Regions from separate parts of the Homo sapiens genome. Here region 2 is linked to region 1. A link is a loop called in an ENCODE intact Hi-C map of the cell type or tissue named here. Cell type or tissue: GM12878. All regions are shown on one strand. Each heading gives the region's core, and the rest is flanking DNA. Links, peaks and the distances in the headings are about the cores only.

Region 1 (8,341 bases), core at 334-8,333:
GGAGCGCAGTGGCGCAATCTTGGCTCACCACAACCTCCACCTCCCAGGTTCAAGCGATTCTCGTGCCTCAGCCTCCCGAGTAGCTGGGATTACAGGCGCCCACCACCACGCCTGGCTAATTTGTTGTATTTTTAGCAGAGATGGGGTTTCACCATGTTGGTCAGTGTGATTTTGAACTCCCGACCTTAAATGTTCCGCCGTCCTCAGCCTCCCAAAGTGCTGGGATTACAGGCGTGAACCACTGTGCCCAGCTGATTTAATATAAATTTTAGAATCACCTTGTCATGTTCCCTGAAAAATATTTTGAGATTTTGATTTTTTTTTCTTTTTAAATTTATTTTATTCTTTGTTTCTAACATGGCTGTGAAATGCTCTGAGTGATGGGTATTTTACTGAATTTATAAAACAATTTGAGAGGGAATTGACATTTTTTTTAACCCCCCTCCTGGAATTGACATTTATATAAAGTGAGCTTTTAGTACTTGTTAGTGATATGTTCTTTGAGACTTCAAAAGTTGTAATTAAAGAGACAAACATGAATATATATTTTTTAATTTTGGAGGTCTGTTTCTTCTATGGGACCTTGCTACAATTTAATGAACTAGAAAAAAAAAGAATAAAATGTCAACTCAAATCAAATAGATAATCAGAATAGAAATATACTTAAGCTGAACGTTGGTTTGCACTAAAGAACTGCCTTATAAAAGCATAATGAGTTATCTCTCCAGATGAGGTTACCTCAATTTATGTTTTGTGTAGAAAAAGCCAGGCAGATGAATCATTATTTGTCTTGTGTTTGAATAGATGCTGCTTCATTTTGAAGGGTGACCCTTGTTCCAAAAGATGATCAGATGACACCATTCTAACTAGTAGATCCTGATTATGTATATTCGGTACATTTGGGATTACTGTGCCTCCCTTTACATTAAGAACCTTTCCATATGGAACCCCAATATTCTTACTTTGCCTTTTTTTTGTTTGTTTTTTTGTTTTTTTTTGAGACGAAGTTTTGCTCTTGTTACCCAGGGTGAAGTGCAATGGTGTGATCTCGGCTCACAGTAACCTCTGCCTTCTAGGTTCAAGCAATTCTCCTTCCTCAGCCTCCCGAGAAGCTGGGATTACAGGCACTTGCCACCACACCTGGATAATTTTTGTATTTTTAGTGGAGACAGGGTTTCACCATGTTGGCCAGGCTGGTCTTGAACTCCCGACCTCATGTGATCCACCCACCTCAGCCTCCCAAAGTGGTGGGAATACAGGCGTGAGCCACCGCGCCCGGCCTTACGTTGGTTTTTACATACACAGAAGTTTTCATCACCTGCGCTTGTTCTGGTTATCTTTTTTTTTGAGACAGAGTCTCCCTCTGTCGCCCAGGCTGGAGCGCAATGGCCCAATCTCGCCTCACTATAACTTCCACTTCCCGGGTTCAAGCGATTCTCGTGCTTCAGCCTCCTGAGTAACTGAGATTACAGGCACGTGCCACCACGCTCAGCTGATTTTTGTATTTTTAGTAGAGATGGGGTTTTACCATGTTGGCCAGGCTGGTCTTGAATGCCTGACCTCAAGTGATCCGCCCGCCTTGGCCTCCCAAAGTGCTGGCATTACAGGCGTGAGCCACTGCGCCCAGCCCTGTTCTAGTTCTCTGAAGAGATTGTAAGTTGTAGACACTTCTGTTTCCCCTGTAACTTCTCACCATGTGCTACTTCATATGCTGCTCAATACAGCAGATGCACAATAAGTATCCTTAGCCCACTGATCACCTCTTTCAGAGCAGGGTCCTGCAACACTGAGCATTGCTACAGGTTCTCAGTTACACAATGAAAGGAAATGGAAGGCATTAGAGACCACCTTGTCCAACCAATCCTTACATTACTGCAGTTGAAGAAATAGAGGCTTTGGGAGAGTAGAGATTTGCATGACGTTGGCCATCTCCTGGTCCAGTGCTTTTGCTCCAGGACACATCGCTTCCTAGATGCTTCCTGTTTATGGCCTAGGCTGCCTGCACTTCAGCTCTTGTTTTTGGTTCCCCTGCTTGTCAGGTACAATCCACTGTTCTATAGCCAGGATTTTAGTCACCTAGAGCTACCATAACAAAATACCACAAACTGGGTGGCTTAAACAACAGAAATGAACTTTTCACAGTTCTGGAGGTCAGAAATCCAAGACCAAGTTGTTTGCAGGGTTGGTTTCTCTTGTGATCTCTCCTTGGCTTGCAGATGGCCACCTTCTTATTGTGTCTTCAGATGGTTTTTCTCTGTGTGCACACATCCTGGGGATCTCTCCTTCTTCTAAGGACATCATTTCTATCAAATTAATCCTTCATCCTTATGACTTAATTTAACTTAACTTTTTTTTTTTTTTTTTTTTGAGATGAAGTTTCACTCTTATTTCCCAGGCTGGAGTGCAATGGTGCAATCTCAGTTCACTGCAACCTCCGCCTCCTGGGTTCAAGCGATTCTCCTGTGTTAGCCTCCCGAGTAGCTGGGATTACAGGCACCTGCCACCACACCTGGCTAATTTTTTGTATTTTTAGTAGAGATGAGGTTTCGCCATGTTGGCCAGGTTGGTCTCGAACTCCTGACCTCAGGTGATCTGCCCACCTCGGCCTCCCGAAGTGCTGGGATGAAAGGCGTGAGACACCGTGCCCTGCTGAATTTAACTAAACTTTAAGGAGGTAATTAATGCAGTCACATTAGGGGTCAGAGCTTCAGCATATGAATTTTGTCAGAAAACAATTCAGTCCATAACAGCTAGCCACATTTCTCCACCATGTACTCAAATGTATTTGTCTCTATTGTCTCTTTGGAACATTTTGGAAATTGAGCTCTGGCCCTGTCTAGATTTCTTTACGTTTTTTTCTTCTCACTGTATGTATTTGTCATCAGATAAGCAGATATATAGAAGTTAAATATAACATTTACTAATGTATACTGCACCTTACGTAGTCCATGGAATTAATTGTGCATCAGAATATAGACACAGAAATTTAGAATGAAAAGCTGTCAAGAAGAATATTGACTCTTTCAGGCGGGGCATTGCAGGCATTACTATCTAGCTGGAGGCAGGGCAGTTGAGGAAAACTGTGGACCAGGATGCAATTTTTAATTAAAGAAGGTTTAGAAATTTGGAAGGAGTAGTCCCACCTTTTCTGCCATTTTACCTTCCATTGTTTCAGTTTCTCATGGGCCAAAAAGATTAAATAGAAAATCCCAGAAAAAAAGCAATTTATGGGTTTAAAATTGCGTGCCATTCAGAGTGGCATGATAAAATCTCTTGCCATTTGCTTTGTCCAACCTAGGACACGAATCATTCCTTTGTCCAGCCTAGCCATGCTACAGACGCTCCCCACCCGTTAGTGGCTTAGTAGCTGTCAGGGTTATCTGATTGACTGTCTTGGTATTGCAGTACTTGAATCCAAGTAACCCTTCATAATGGCTCCAAAGTGCAAGAGTAGTGATGCAGGCAATTTGGACATGCCAAAGAGCCATAAAGTGCTTTCTTTAAGTGAAAAGGTGAAAGTTCTCAGCTTAATAAGCTAAGAATAAAAGTTAGCTGAGGTTGCTAAGATCTGTGGTACAAATCCATCTTCTATCCATGAAATTGCGAAGAAAGAAAAAGAAATTCATGCCAGTTTTACTGCTGTACCTTCAGTTGCAAAATTATGGCCACAGGGCCATAATTTTGATAAATGCTTAGTTAAAATGAAACAGTCGTTGCATTTGTGGGTGGAAGACATGAACAGAAACCTGTTCTGATTGACAGCAATTAGGTTTGGTACTATCTGCGGTTTTGGGCACCCGCTGGAGGTCTTGGAACATATGCCCTGAAGGTAAGGGAGAACTACTGCTACATATATATTTTTTCTTGAGACGGGCTTCATAACTTCATTATTTATCTATTTTTCAGAATTCCTGAGTGTAGGCTTCATAACTTTAATCAGAGACACAAAGTTACTTATGGGTCTTAAAATCAAGAATGACAATGGTTTAGAGTATACTTTGTCTTTGACTATATATGACTATATATATATGACTTTGACTATATATGACTATATATATGACTATATATATGACTGTATATGACTATACATATGACTATATATATGACTATATATATATTAAAGCCAGTCAAATTTAGCAGTGGGGGGTTGTATACCAACTTTAGTGACACTAATGTTAGTAAGTTCTGATAACCTACTACCATCAGAGCAGCCTGCCTTTGACAATATTGAATGCAAATTAACATCTTAAAATAATGATTAAAAATCCCAGCACTTTGGGAGACTGAGGGAGAAGGATTGTTGGAGCCCAGGAGTTCAAGATCAGCTTGGGCAACATGGCAAAACCCCAAATTAGCCGGACGTGATAGTCGTTGCCTGTAATTCCAGCTGCATGGGAGGCTGAGGTGGGAGAATTGATTGAGCACGGGAAGTTGAGGCTGCAGTGAGCCATGGTCACACCACTGCACTCCAGCCTGGGTGACAGAGTAAGACCTTATCTCAAACTAAACAGTGAAAATTTTAAAAAGTGAGAATGTTATAATAATTTAAAAAAATTTTTTTACAAAGGAAATGTGTCCTTGCTAGTACTTGACATTGTCAGCCATTTTCAGTTAAAACTTGATGGTGTGTGAATAGCAGCACCTAATTGTGAAAAGACCATTGTTGGCTTGCAGAACACCTCGTCTGTGTACTCAAGGTAGCAAAGGAATAATGTCATGGTGGATTAGTGCATGGAGCCATGTGTGGTTTGTAGACTCATAGGACTGATGACTAGGCTTTTTGGAACGTGTAAACAAACCCAAGTCTGAAGATTTTAATAGATGAAGATAATTTCTTAAAAGTGTGCTTTTTAGAAAAATATTGTAAAATAGCCGGGAGCAGTGGCTCACGACTGTAATCCCAGCACGTTGGAAGGCCGAAGTGGGTGGATCACCTGAGGTCAGCAGTTCAAGGCCAGCCTGGGCAACATGGTGAAACCCTGTCTCTACTAAAAATACAAACAAGTTATCCAGGCGTGGTGACACACCCCTGTAATCCCAGCTACTTGGGAGGCTGAGGCAGGAGAATTGCTTGAATCCAGGAGGTGGAGGTGGCAGTGAGCAGAGATCATGTCACACTGCATTCCAGCCTGGGCAACAGAGAGAGAGACTCTGTTTCACAAAAAAAAGAAAAAAAATTCTAAAATATCGATAAGAAAAATGTTTTCAGTTTTTAAAGTTCCTGCTATACCTATCTAATTCTCATATAAAATGTGTCACTGAAGTTCATACCAGAAAACAATATAATTGTTTTAAATGAGAATTAGGTATAGCAAGAACTTTAAAATAATATGATAGGGCCGTTCTTGCAAAGGAGGTACATAAATGTAGAAATATGAATTTCCCTTTAAGAAGAGAATGAGCTTTAATTATAGGGAAAAAAAAGAAGCAAACAATTTGCGCCTTAAATGTCTGTTCATGTACTGGGCCATAAATTGACTTGTTTGTATTGACAAGAAATCTAAAGAAAACAGAAATTTAATATCTAGGCAGCTAAGCAGAATCAACTTACCTGATCAACTTATCTGTTGATTAATCAAGGTTAGGTGAAAGTCACAGTAGGAACTGTACTCAATTATTTATAATAAATGACAAATTTTCTCTGCTTCTTGATATTCATTTTGAAGAGATAAGAACTCTCTTGATGTCAAATTGATTTCCTAGGGAGGATATTTTTGTTTATTTTTTACGTAAATTTTTTTTAAATCATCCATCCCAAAATGTCAGAGAGGCTCTTATTACTCATCTAAATTATAACTCTTTCCCTCTACATTTGTATTTTTGTTAGTTTTATTCAACATGTTGTAGATAATGCATAAAATGATAAATTATTCTTACTTTTCGTTTTGTTTTGAGACAGAGTTTTGCTTTGTTGCCCAGGCTGGAGTGCAGTGATGTAATTTCGGCTCACTGCAGCCTCTGCCTCCCAGGCTCAAGTGATTTTCCTGCCTCCCTAGTAGCTGAGATTACAGACTTGCTCCACCACACAGGGCTAATTTTTTATATTTTTTTGTAGAGACAGGGTTTTGCTATGTTGCCCAGGCTGGTCATGAACTCTTGGCCTCAAGCGATTCTCCCACCTCACCCTCCCAATGTGCTGGAATTACGGGCGTGAGCCACTACCCTTGGCCTGTTTATCTTTTTGTGATTGGCTTCTTTTAATTAGCATAATGTCTTCAATGTTTTTCCATGTTATAGCATATGTCAGAATTTTCTTCCTTTTTAAGGCTGAATCATATACCATGGTATTTATATACCACATTTTGTTTGTCCACTTCTCCACGATGGACATTTGGGTTGCTTCCACTTTGTGGATATTCAGAATAATGCTGCTATGAACATGAGTATGCAAGAGATTTTTAGTACAGGCATACCTCATGTATGTTACTTTATTGTGCTTTACTGATATTGCATTTTTTATAATGTGGAGGTTTGTGGGAACCTTGCATTAAGCAAGTCTGTCAGTGCCATTTTTCCAGTGGCACATGTTCATTTCTTGTCTCTGCATCACATTTTAATAATTCTCGCAATATTTCAAACTTTTTTATTTTATCATTATTGTATCTGTTATGACAATCTTTAATCGGCGATCTTTGATGTCACTATTGTAATTGTTTTGGAGTGTCATGAACTGCACCCATATAAGATGGGGCAAACCAATTAGATAAATGTTATATATGTTCTGACTATTCCACTGACCGATCCTGTCTCTCTCCCTCTACCTTGAGATGCCACAGTGTTGAAATTAGGCCAATTAATAATCCTATAATGGCCACTTAGTGAAACAAAATGAAATAAAGAGTCTTGCATATCTCAGTTTAAATCAAAAGCTAGAAATAATTAAGCTTAGTGAGGAAGGCATGTTGAAAGCTGAGATAGGTTGAAAGCTAGGCCTCTTGTGCCAAACAGTTAGCCAAGTTGTGAATGCAAAGGAAAGGTGCTTGATGGAAATTATAAGTGCTACTCCAGTGAACACACAAATGATAAAAAAAGAAACAACTTTATTGCTGATATGAAGAAAGTTTGAGTGGTCTGGATGGAAGATCAAACCAGCCACAGCATTCCCCTAAATGAAAGACTAATCCAGAATAAGGTCCTAACTCTTTTCAATTCTATGAAGTCTGAGAGAGGTGAGAAAGCTTCAAAAGAAAAGTTTGAACCTAGCAGATGTTGGTTCATGAGGTTTAAAGAAAGAAGCAGTCTCTGTAATATAAAAGTTCAGGGTGAAGCAATAAATGCTAACAGAGGAGCTGCAGCAAGTTATTTAGAAGATCTAGCTAAGATTATTGATGAGGTACCTACACTAAACAAAGATTTTCAATGTAGACCAACAGCCTTATGTTGGAAGAAGATGCCATCTGAGACTTTCATAGCTAGAGAGAAGTCAATGTCTGGCTTCAAAACTTCAAAGGACAGGCTGACTCTCTTGTTAGGAGACAATTGGAGGTTTGTGGGAACCTTGGATCGAGCAAGTCTATCAGTATCTGTGCTGGTGACTTTGTGTTAAAGCCAGCCCTCATTTACCATGCCAAAATTTTAGGTCCCTTAATAATTATGCTAAATGTACTCCACTTGTGCTCTATAAATAGAACAACAAAGCCTGAATCTCAGTACATTTGTCTTTAGTATGGTTTACTGAATATTTTAAGCCCACTGTTGAGATCTACTGCTTTAAAAAAGAAAGATTCCTTTAAACATATTTCTGCTCATTGACCACACACCTGGTCACCCAAGAGCTCTTATGGAAATATTACAAGGAGATGAATGTTGTTTTCATGCCTGCTAACACAACATCCATTCTGCAGCCCCAGCCCATGGATCAAGAAATAACTTTAAATTTCAACTCTTTTTTTTTTTTTTTTTTTGAGATGGAGTCTTGCTTTGTCGCCCAGGCTGAAGTGCAGTGGCACTATCTCGGCTCACTGCAAGCTCCACCTCCTGGGTTCATGCCATTTTCCCGTCTCAGCCTCCCAAGTAGCTGGGATTACAGGCGCCTGCCACCATGCCCGGCTAATTTTTTTTTTTTGTATTTTTTAGTAGAGACGGGGTTTCACCACGTTAGCCAGGATGGTCTCGATCTCCTGACCTCATGATCCACCCGCCTCGGCCTCCCAAAGTGCTGGGATTACAGGCGTGAGCCACCGCACCTGGCCTTCAACTCTTATTATTTAAGGAATACATTTGGTATGACTTTAGCTGCTGTAGGTAGTGATTCCTCTGATGGATCTGGACAAAGTAAACTGAAAACTTTCTGGAAAGGATTCACCATTCTAGATGCCATTAAGAACATTCGTGATTCATG
Region 2 (8,341 bases), core at 175-8,174, 230 kb before region 1:
TGAATGATATTCAGTGGTTCCGAGTTATTGAGAATTAAATCTGAATATCATGATGTATGAAGGCCATCTGTAAGTAATAAAGGAAATGTATTAGCCTCAGGGGTAGCAGGCTGCGGGAAAAATTTGATACAGGAGCTCAGTGGTATCACCAAAGGCAGTTTTTCTCTCTTTTATGTGTCTTTCATTTGGGTTCATCTTAGAATTGGCTTATCCTTTTGGTCACAAAGATCTACTAGGAGCCCTGTGACTTGTTTCTTCATAGCCTGTCACTGGGCAGAAGGGGAAATGCTTCTCTTCCCCTAGGTCATAGGTCTCCCTTTGCTGGATAAGCCTGGTCCACATACACTCAGCCACCATGGTAAAAGAGGTGGGATTACACTGATTGGTTTAGGTCAGTGGGTTCTGTTCTGGAATTGAGAGTGGGAGCAGTCCCAACCGGACCTAGAAAACAGACATGGAACCTGGAGAGGCAACTACAAAGTCCACTACAGGATCCAATCCAGCCTTCATCTGGCATCTCTGTAAATAAGATTTCCCTCTTCTCAATGTCCCAATACAGGGCCGTATACCTAGAAACCTACCTTCTGTCTTGTCCTGTGTACTAGGTACTATCCATAACTCCCTAAGAAAGCCTTCTTTCCACTATCTTTTATTTAGCAAGTGCCATGATTTCTAATTTTTTTCTTTTAAGAAACAGGGTCTCACTATGTTATCCAGGTTGGTCTTGAACTCCTGACCTCAAACAATCTTCCCATCTGGGCCTCCCAAAGTGCTGGGATTACAAGGATGAGCCACTGCTCCTGGCCAAGTGCCTCAGTTTCATTTTAGTGCTGCTGCACCTGTGAAGCCCATGCCGGATTCAGTTAAGGCGACTTTTGTTCCTGCCTTGCATCTTATGAACTTAGCCACTTGCTTCCCTAGGAAGTAATTGTCCAATAAGCCTCAATCGAATAATTACTTCATAGGGAAGTAATAACTTAGTAATTATTCAATTGCAAATAACAGGGGTTCTGAAGGAATTCAGGGGGCATCCATGAACTTCCTGGAAATTTAACACAAATGTAAAGACAGTCATTTTTCTGGGTGTGTTAGTCCATTTGTCTTGCTATAAAGGAATGCCTGAAGCTTAGTAATTTATAAAGAAAAGGAGGTTTATTTGGCTCACTGTTCTGCAGGCTCTACAAGAAACATGGTGGTGATATGTGCTTCTGATGAGGGCCTCAGGAAGCTTACAGTCATGGTGGAAGATGAAGGGGATCCAGCATGTCACATGGCGGAAGAAGGAGCAAGAGAGAGTGAGAGGGAGGTTTCAGACTTTTTAAACAACCAGCTCTCACGTGAACCAACAGAGCAAAAACTCACTCATTACCATGGGGATGGCACCAAACCCTTCATGAGCGATCTGCCCTCATGAGCCAAACACCTGCCAGCAGGCCCCACCTCCAGCTTGGGGATCACATTTCTTTTTTGAGACAGAGTCTTGCTCGCCCAGGCTGGAGTGCAGTGGTGCAATCTCGGCTCACTGCAGCCTCCGCCTCCTGGGTTCAAGCGATTCTCCTGCCTCAGCCTCCCAAGTTGCTGGGACTACAGGCATGCACCACCACGCCCAGCTAATTTTTGTATTTTTAATAGAGGTGGGGTTTCACCATGTTGACCAGGCTGGTCTTGAACTCCTGACCTCAGGTGATCCACCCACCTCGACCTCCCAAAGTACTGGGATTACAGGTGTGAGTCACCGTACCCGGCCAGGGATCACATTTCAATATGAGATCTGGAGGGGACAAACATCCAAACTCAGTCACTGGGGAAAGAGATGATAACCTTCATGGGATTCTCTCAGAGTCCCACAACATAAAAAAGTTTAAATCCATCCTGGCATTAGACTTTCCCATCTCCATTACTTAACATGGACTAGTTTTATTAGTATACAACTTCTCAATCCTTAGTTTCCTCAACTGGAAAATTGGAATATTAACATCTACCTGTTGCAGAATGTATTCTCCACGTGTTTGAGTAATTACAGACAGCCTTTTAACTTCTCCCCAGCCCACTGTTATGTCCAAATACAATGAGCCCTCTTGTTACCTGGCACATAAAAAATAAATGGGCCAGGAGTTGTGCATTTATTTGGGTGTTGTGAGCAAAGAAGGGAGTGGCACCAAGTAGTCACCCTTTTTCCTTCCTCAGATCCTAGGACAGAATGCATGCTGGGCACGCTTCTCCTCAGGTTGGGTAGCACACGCAAGCTACACGTGGTGGTTGTGGGCGTGCCATAGGAAAATGTTCCTATTCCTTTCCCACATGTTTTGGGTGGCCTTCCTATTCCTTTACCCCATCCTATTCCCCCATTCCTATCCCTTTCCCCCATCCTATTCCCTTCCCCAAGGAAGGTTCCTATTCCTTTCCGCCATGTTTTGGGTGGCCTGAGCTGTCACCTGACCAGGATGTCTGCAGTCTGAGTGTGGATCTTAGGTGCAGGCTTGTTTAAATACTTTTTCTCCCCTCTCCTCTCCATATCTCAGACTGTCTTCTAGCCGATCTGTCTCCTCCAAGGCTTGTGCAAAAATGGGGTGTGTATTTCTCATTAGCTTTAGCTAAGTCAGTGAGAAAGGATCTAATTACTACTGTTGGTTTGACTGCGTGATCTTAACAGAGATAAGTCTAAAAAATGACAGATTTTTCTAGCCAGATTGTTCATATTGTAATAAAGTCACCCCTGTTCACTATCTCATTTAAACCAAAACTTAATACCTAAACTATGGACATTTGGTATGGTTTACAGACATTTTTGTTAAAGAAGGGGAAAAGTCATAATATGTTCTTGATACATAGGGTAGCACCCACTCACTTTTCATCGTTTTCAAAGAGATGGCCCATATCCTACCCAATTGTATATCGTAAGGTTACATGAGAAATCTTGTGAATCAGGTTCCTTCTACCTTGAGGTATAAGGTAGTAATTGAGTTATATACAAGCCATTTTGATGAATGGATATTAGTTCATTTTCCCTTTTCTAGATTATAAGTATTTGTGGATTGATCTCATCTGGGATTAAGCAAAGTTTCTTACAAATAGATGTGTAGTCAGGAGGTTTTTGTGCTGTGAACATTTTGGTGGTATGGTGAAATCTTGACCTCAGAGTAATAGTTTTAAGTGTACAAAATAAAATGCAGGAATACAAAAGAAATTGGTTATATTGAAATATAGTTATAAAAATATTTTTAAAAACAAATTTGTGATATTGTGATATATACTCTTCTATGTTAATATATTAAATAACAATAGCCAGAAGTGGGTCTAAACAATGCCATAAATCAGAAACAATAATGAACATCGATGATACTTCAAGATATCCACCCCAACTGCAACATAATATGAAAACATCTGTGATTTCTCTTGGTGAATGTCAGAGGTACTTATATCACTTACATTTATAATTAAAGGAGATGCTAAATTTCTGTCAGAATTCAATGAAAATAAAGGTATAATTTTTTTCTCATTCAAGTTCACAGATGCCCTGACTTATGTTCACAGACATGAGCCCCAGGTTAAAACACGCTTTCAATAAATGACTGAATCGAGAAGTGCCTCCCTCCCGTGTGATCTCCTCGATGCTGCAAAACTAGATCTAAAGAGGAGTAACTCAGTGCCCCTTCTCCTGGACTTCACAGTCCGGTCAGAAGAGACAAATAACTGGCCTGTTGTGATAAGCTACAGCAGACCTCCCAGCTGGCCCCCAGGTGGAGAGAGATGGGGAAAAGGAGGCATCGCAGAGGAAATGTGATTTCATGGTAGGTGGGCTTGTAATAAGCCACTCCTCTGTTTTTTCCACTGTGCCTTGAGGCAAAATCACAGTGACCATATGCAGTTTTATACACTTGCACTAAAATGTGCTACTCATATTCTCTGTGTTGCATATGAACCATGTGAATATTTTGACATAGGCAAAAAAAATTTTGCTTCCAACACAGTGTCTGTATTTTTAAGTGTTAGTGTTACTCAGTTCCCTTACTTGGTAGTTACCTTTCTCCTTCATCTTTCCCAGCTTATTTCTTATTATTAAGTACATCAGATCTACCAGTGCCTGTGGTTTAAGGCACTATCTATGAAAGAAATCATTTTTTTCTTAAATAGTAAATATTGCTTTAAATACCCTCTTAAAAAATTATTTTAAAGTGTTTAATTTTGGGCCAGGCCTGGTGGCTCACGTCCAAGCACTTTGGGAGGCCAAGGCAGGTGGATCATCTGAGGTCAGGAGTTTCAGACCAGCCTGTCTAACATGGCGAAACCCCATCTCTACTAAAAATACAGAAATTAGCCGGGCATGGTGGCGGGCACCTGTAATCCCAGCTCCTCGGGAGGCTGAGGCAGGAGAATCACTTGAACCCATGAATCGGAGGTTGCAGTGAGCCAAGATTGCACCACTGCACTCCAGCCTTGGTGACACAGCGAGACCCTGTCTCTCAAAAAAAAAAAAGTGTTTAATGATTTTTAATGCATTTTCCTTCTTGGTACTTTCTTTTTTCTTTGCTTCAGTGTGACAAACAGTGGCAAAACAACACTGGCTAAGAATTTGCAGAAACACCTCCCAAATTGCAGTGTCATATCTCAGGATGATTTCTTCAAGGTATCTATAAAACTTCTTAAATTATTTATTTAATACAAAAATGTTTAACCACCACGTTAATTGAATTACATCCAAGAAGTCTTTGGCTAGAGATTTACGTTTTGTATTGAAATTAGGCTCAGTGCAATGGTGTTACTTATCCACTAGATGGCACTGTCTATCAGTGCTGATCTTTCTTTGATCATCCAAAGCATTTATTAAAGACTTCTCTCCTTTTTAGTCTATAATTGTATTATTTCTTTCCTACACACTGTTTTGATGGGTACTTTATTATTTTTCCAGCCAGAGTCTGAGATAGAGACAGATAAAAATGGATTTTTGCAGTACGATGGTAAGTAGATTTACTTGTCAAATATTATATGCTTATGTTCATTTTCTTTTTCAAACCCAAAGAACTTCACTATGTTGAAGTTGATGGTTCTGTGGAACAAAAATTTAAAAAAAGAACTTCACTATATCTGTGAAGGCAGTCTTAAAATGTGTTTAAATATATTGTTGTACTTTAAGCCTGCATTTGTAGGTTTCTGATTTATGTTGAACTATTTAAATAAGTTAAAACCTTTTTCCAGTTTTATATTTAAAACTGAAAACACTGGGGCCAGGCTTGGAGGCTTACACCTGTAATGCCAGCACTTTTGGAAGGCCGAGGCAGGCAGATCACTTAAGCTCAGGAGTTTCAGACCAGCCTGAGCAACATAGGGAGATTCCATCTCTACCCAAAAAAATACAAAAATTAGCCAGGTGTGGTGGTGCATGCCTGTAGTCACAGCTCCTTTGGAGGCTAAGGTGGGAGGATCACTTTGCCCAGGACACTGAGTCTGCAGTGAACCGAGATCGCACCACTGTACTCCACCCTGGGTGACAGAGTGAGACCCTGTCTCAAAAATATATATTTTTTAAAATGAAATAATAAAACTGAAAACACTGAAATGATAGATTTTTCTTCTTTTTCATTGAGGTAAAATATGCCTATATAATTTACTATCTTTACCAATCTTAAGTGTACAGTTCATTTGTAATAAATACTTTTTTTTCTCCCTTCATTCCCCCCCACCTGCCTCCCCTTCCGGGTCTCTGGTAACCACCAGTCTACTCTCTATCTTCATGAAATCCACTTGTTTTAGCTCCCACATATGCATGAGGACATGGGATATTTGTCTTTCTATGCCTGACTTATTTCATTTAACATAATGGCCTCCCGTTCCATCCATGTTGCTGCAAATGACAGGACTTCATTCTTTTTAAGGCTGCATGATATTCCATTACATATACACACCATACTTTCTTTGTTCATTTATTCATCGATGGGTATTTAGGTTCATTTCATATTCTGGCTATTTGTGAATAGTGCTGCAATAAACATGGGAGTGCAGCTATTTCTTGGATATATTGATTTCTTTTATTTTGGATATATACCTGGTAATAGAATTGCTGGATCATGAGGTAGTTCTATTTTTAATTTTTTGAGGAATCTCTGTACTTCTCCATAGTGGCTGTACTAATTTACATTCCTTCCAATAGTATATGATGGTTCCCCTTTCTCCACATGGAATCACAGGGTTTTCTTCTGAAGCAAGTTAGGCTTGCTGTCCCTCTGCCCATTCCTGTTCTGAAGATGTATAAGTAGCTACATTGGCCACCCTCAACCACCCATGAGAGAATTTTGCCTGGAGCAAACTATATTCTCTCATTCTTTCAGCTTTCCTTCTTGGTGGCCAAAGTACTAGGCCACTGTGGTTTGGTTTTGTTTTTTTCTCTGTTCAGAAAGGTTTGTGAATATATTTTAGATGGATTCTCCTCATTCCTTACTCCAAGCTCACAGTTTTGAAGCCAAAGGATTACAGCCTATCATAAAACATTTTTTGTAGAGAATATCATGCTAATAGGCAGTTTAATATTTGATTATCTTATTAACTTTTATAATTAAAAAGATGATCATTGAATACTTACACAAACTAGTGACAGAGGGAGCTCTCTTTAAAAAGTCATAATGTTCTCTATTTTTAACTGATAACCTTTTAGGAAAAGTGTTATCAATCAGTTCTTACAGACACATAATAGTTTTATGAGAGGCAAAATTCTTGACTCACTCTCTGTTCTTGCATCTTGAGTTGCAGCCAGGATCATTTTTTTTTTCTTCTCTTCCTCTCGTCCAGAGGTTAGTGAGAAAAATCATTACAAAGTAAGGGTGAAAAACAAGGAAAAACAGTTTTCAACAATTGGAAAAGAATTACTATTTCTAATTTTTAATGAATTCTTACAAACTGATAAGAAAAACTAATATCCCAGTAGGAAAAGGGCCTAAGGATGTGAATAAGCTCTTCATAGAAGCAGTCAGTTATTGGATTAATAAATGTACAATAAAAGTCAACCTTAAAGAACTGCAAGTTACTTTTTTTCCCACTTACCAAGTAAACGAAGATGTTTAAAGCAATGATAATTAGCCAGTGATAGCATGGGCTCAGTAAAACAAAGGCCCTAATATACTTTAGATGGAAGTATATAGATAAATTGGTACAGTCTTTCTGGAAAGGAGGTTGAGCATGTGTCCCAAACTTAGCATGTTCATGCCATGACTTCAAGCATCTCACATCAGGAATCTATCTTAAGGAAAAACTTGAACATTTTAGGTAAATGTACAAATTTAAGGTAAATCAAAGTACTAGTCAAGGCTTTCTGAGCACAAACAGGATAGTTTTAAAATGTGGAACTACCAAGTTTGTAGAGGAAATAATTCATTTTCAATGGAATATAGTTGATTAATATGAAAGAAGTCAAAACAAAAATTAAAAATCAAGGGATGGCCGGGTGTGGTGGCTCACACCTGTAAGCCCAGCTCTTTGGGAGGCCAAGGTGGGTAGATTACTTGAGTCCAAGGGGTTCAAGACCAGCCTGAGCAACATGGCAAAACCCTGTCTCTACAAAAAATACAAAAATTAGCCAGGTGTGGTGGTGCGCACCTGTGGTCCCAGCTACCAAGGAGACTGAGGCGAGAGGCTCACTTGAGCCCGGGAGGCAAAGGCTATAGTGAGCCGAGATATGCCACTGCACTCCAGCTTAGGTGACAGAGTGAGACTGTCTCAAAAAAATAAATAAATAAATCAAAAGATGGTGGAAAAATAGAAAATAATAGTAAGATGATAGATTTAAGCCCAAATATACCAGTAGCCACATTAAGTGAAAGGAACTAAAATACTCCAAAAATTGTCAGACTGGTATTTTTTTTTTTAAGCCAACAATAAGCTCCTTAAAAGAGAAAGACTTAATGGCCAGGTGCGGTAACTCACGCCTATAGTCCCAGCTACTCAGGAAGCCGAAGCGGGAGAATCACTTGAACCTGGGAGGCTGAGGTTGCAGTGAGCCAAGGTTGTGCCACTGCACTCCAGTCTGGGCAACAGAGCGAGACTCTGTCTCAAAAAAGAAAAAAAAGAAAAAGGATATGTATAAGGACATAGAAATATAGGCCGTAAAAGGCTAGAAAAAGATCCATGATGGAAACACCTACTGAAAGAACTGTTATAACTCTAGCAACTATACTAATACCAAACGAAGTAAACTTTAAGGCTGAGTATTACTGAGAGAGAGAGAAATGAGTTACTTCGACAGGAAGATAAAACAACCTAAAATTTTTATCTACCTAATACCATAACATTAAAATGCATTAAGTAAACACTGACAGAGCTAAGAGGAGAGAAAGACACAAATCCACAATCG

The links. Hi-C counts contacts between places; a loop is a spot of excess contacts. Peaks named below come from ENCODE experiments on the same cell type or tissue, not always from the same donor. Only the 100,000 strongest peaks of a DNase experiment are listed, where the experiment ranks them.
Region 2: it touches region 1 in a loop (3-fold over the local background); 1 of 110 quality-filtered maps calls a loop at or near these places.

Annotation. Positions count from the first base shown.
Region 1 is chr9:74,843,378-74,851,718 of GRCh38, reverse strand. All of the region lies in intron 3 of TRPM6 (transient receptor potential cation channel subfamily M member 6), which reads left to right. It also overlaps the pseudogene RNY4P1. Among named protein-coding and RNA genes, the nearest start is that of TRPM6, 40 kb to the left of the region's middle. In GM12878, for the core only: no CTCF peak of the experiment used is centred there; a DNase peak (open chromatin) is centred at 3,687.
Region 2 is chr9:75,073,776-75,082,116 of GRCh38, reverse strand. It overlaps NMRK1 (nicotinamide riboside kinase 1), which reads left to right. Exons shown (of 9, transcript NM_017881.3): 3 at 4,537-4,627; 4 at 4,910-4,958. Among named protein-coding and RNA genes, the nearest start is that of NMRK1, 10 kb to the left of the region's middle. In GM12878, for the core only: a CTCF peak has its summit at 4,767 (motif pointing right); no DNase peak of the experiment used is centred there.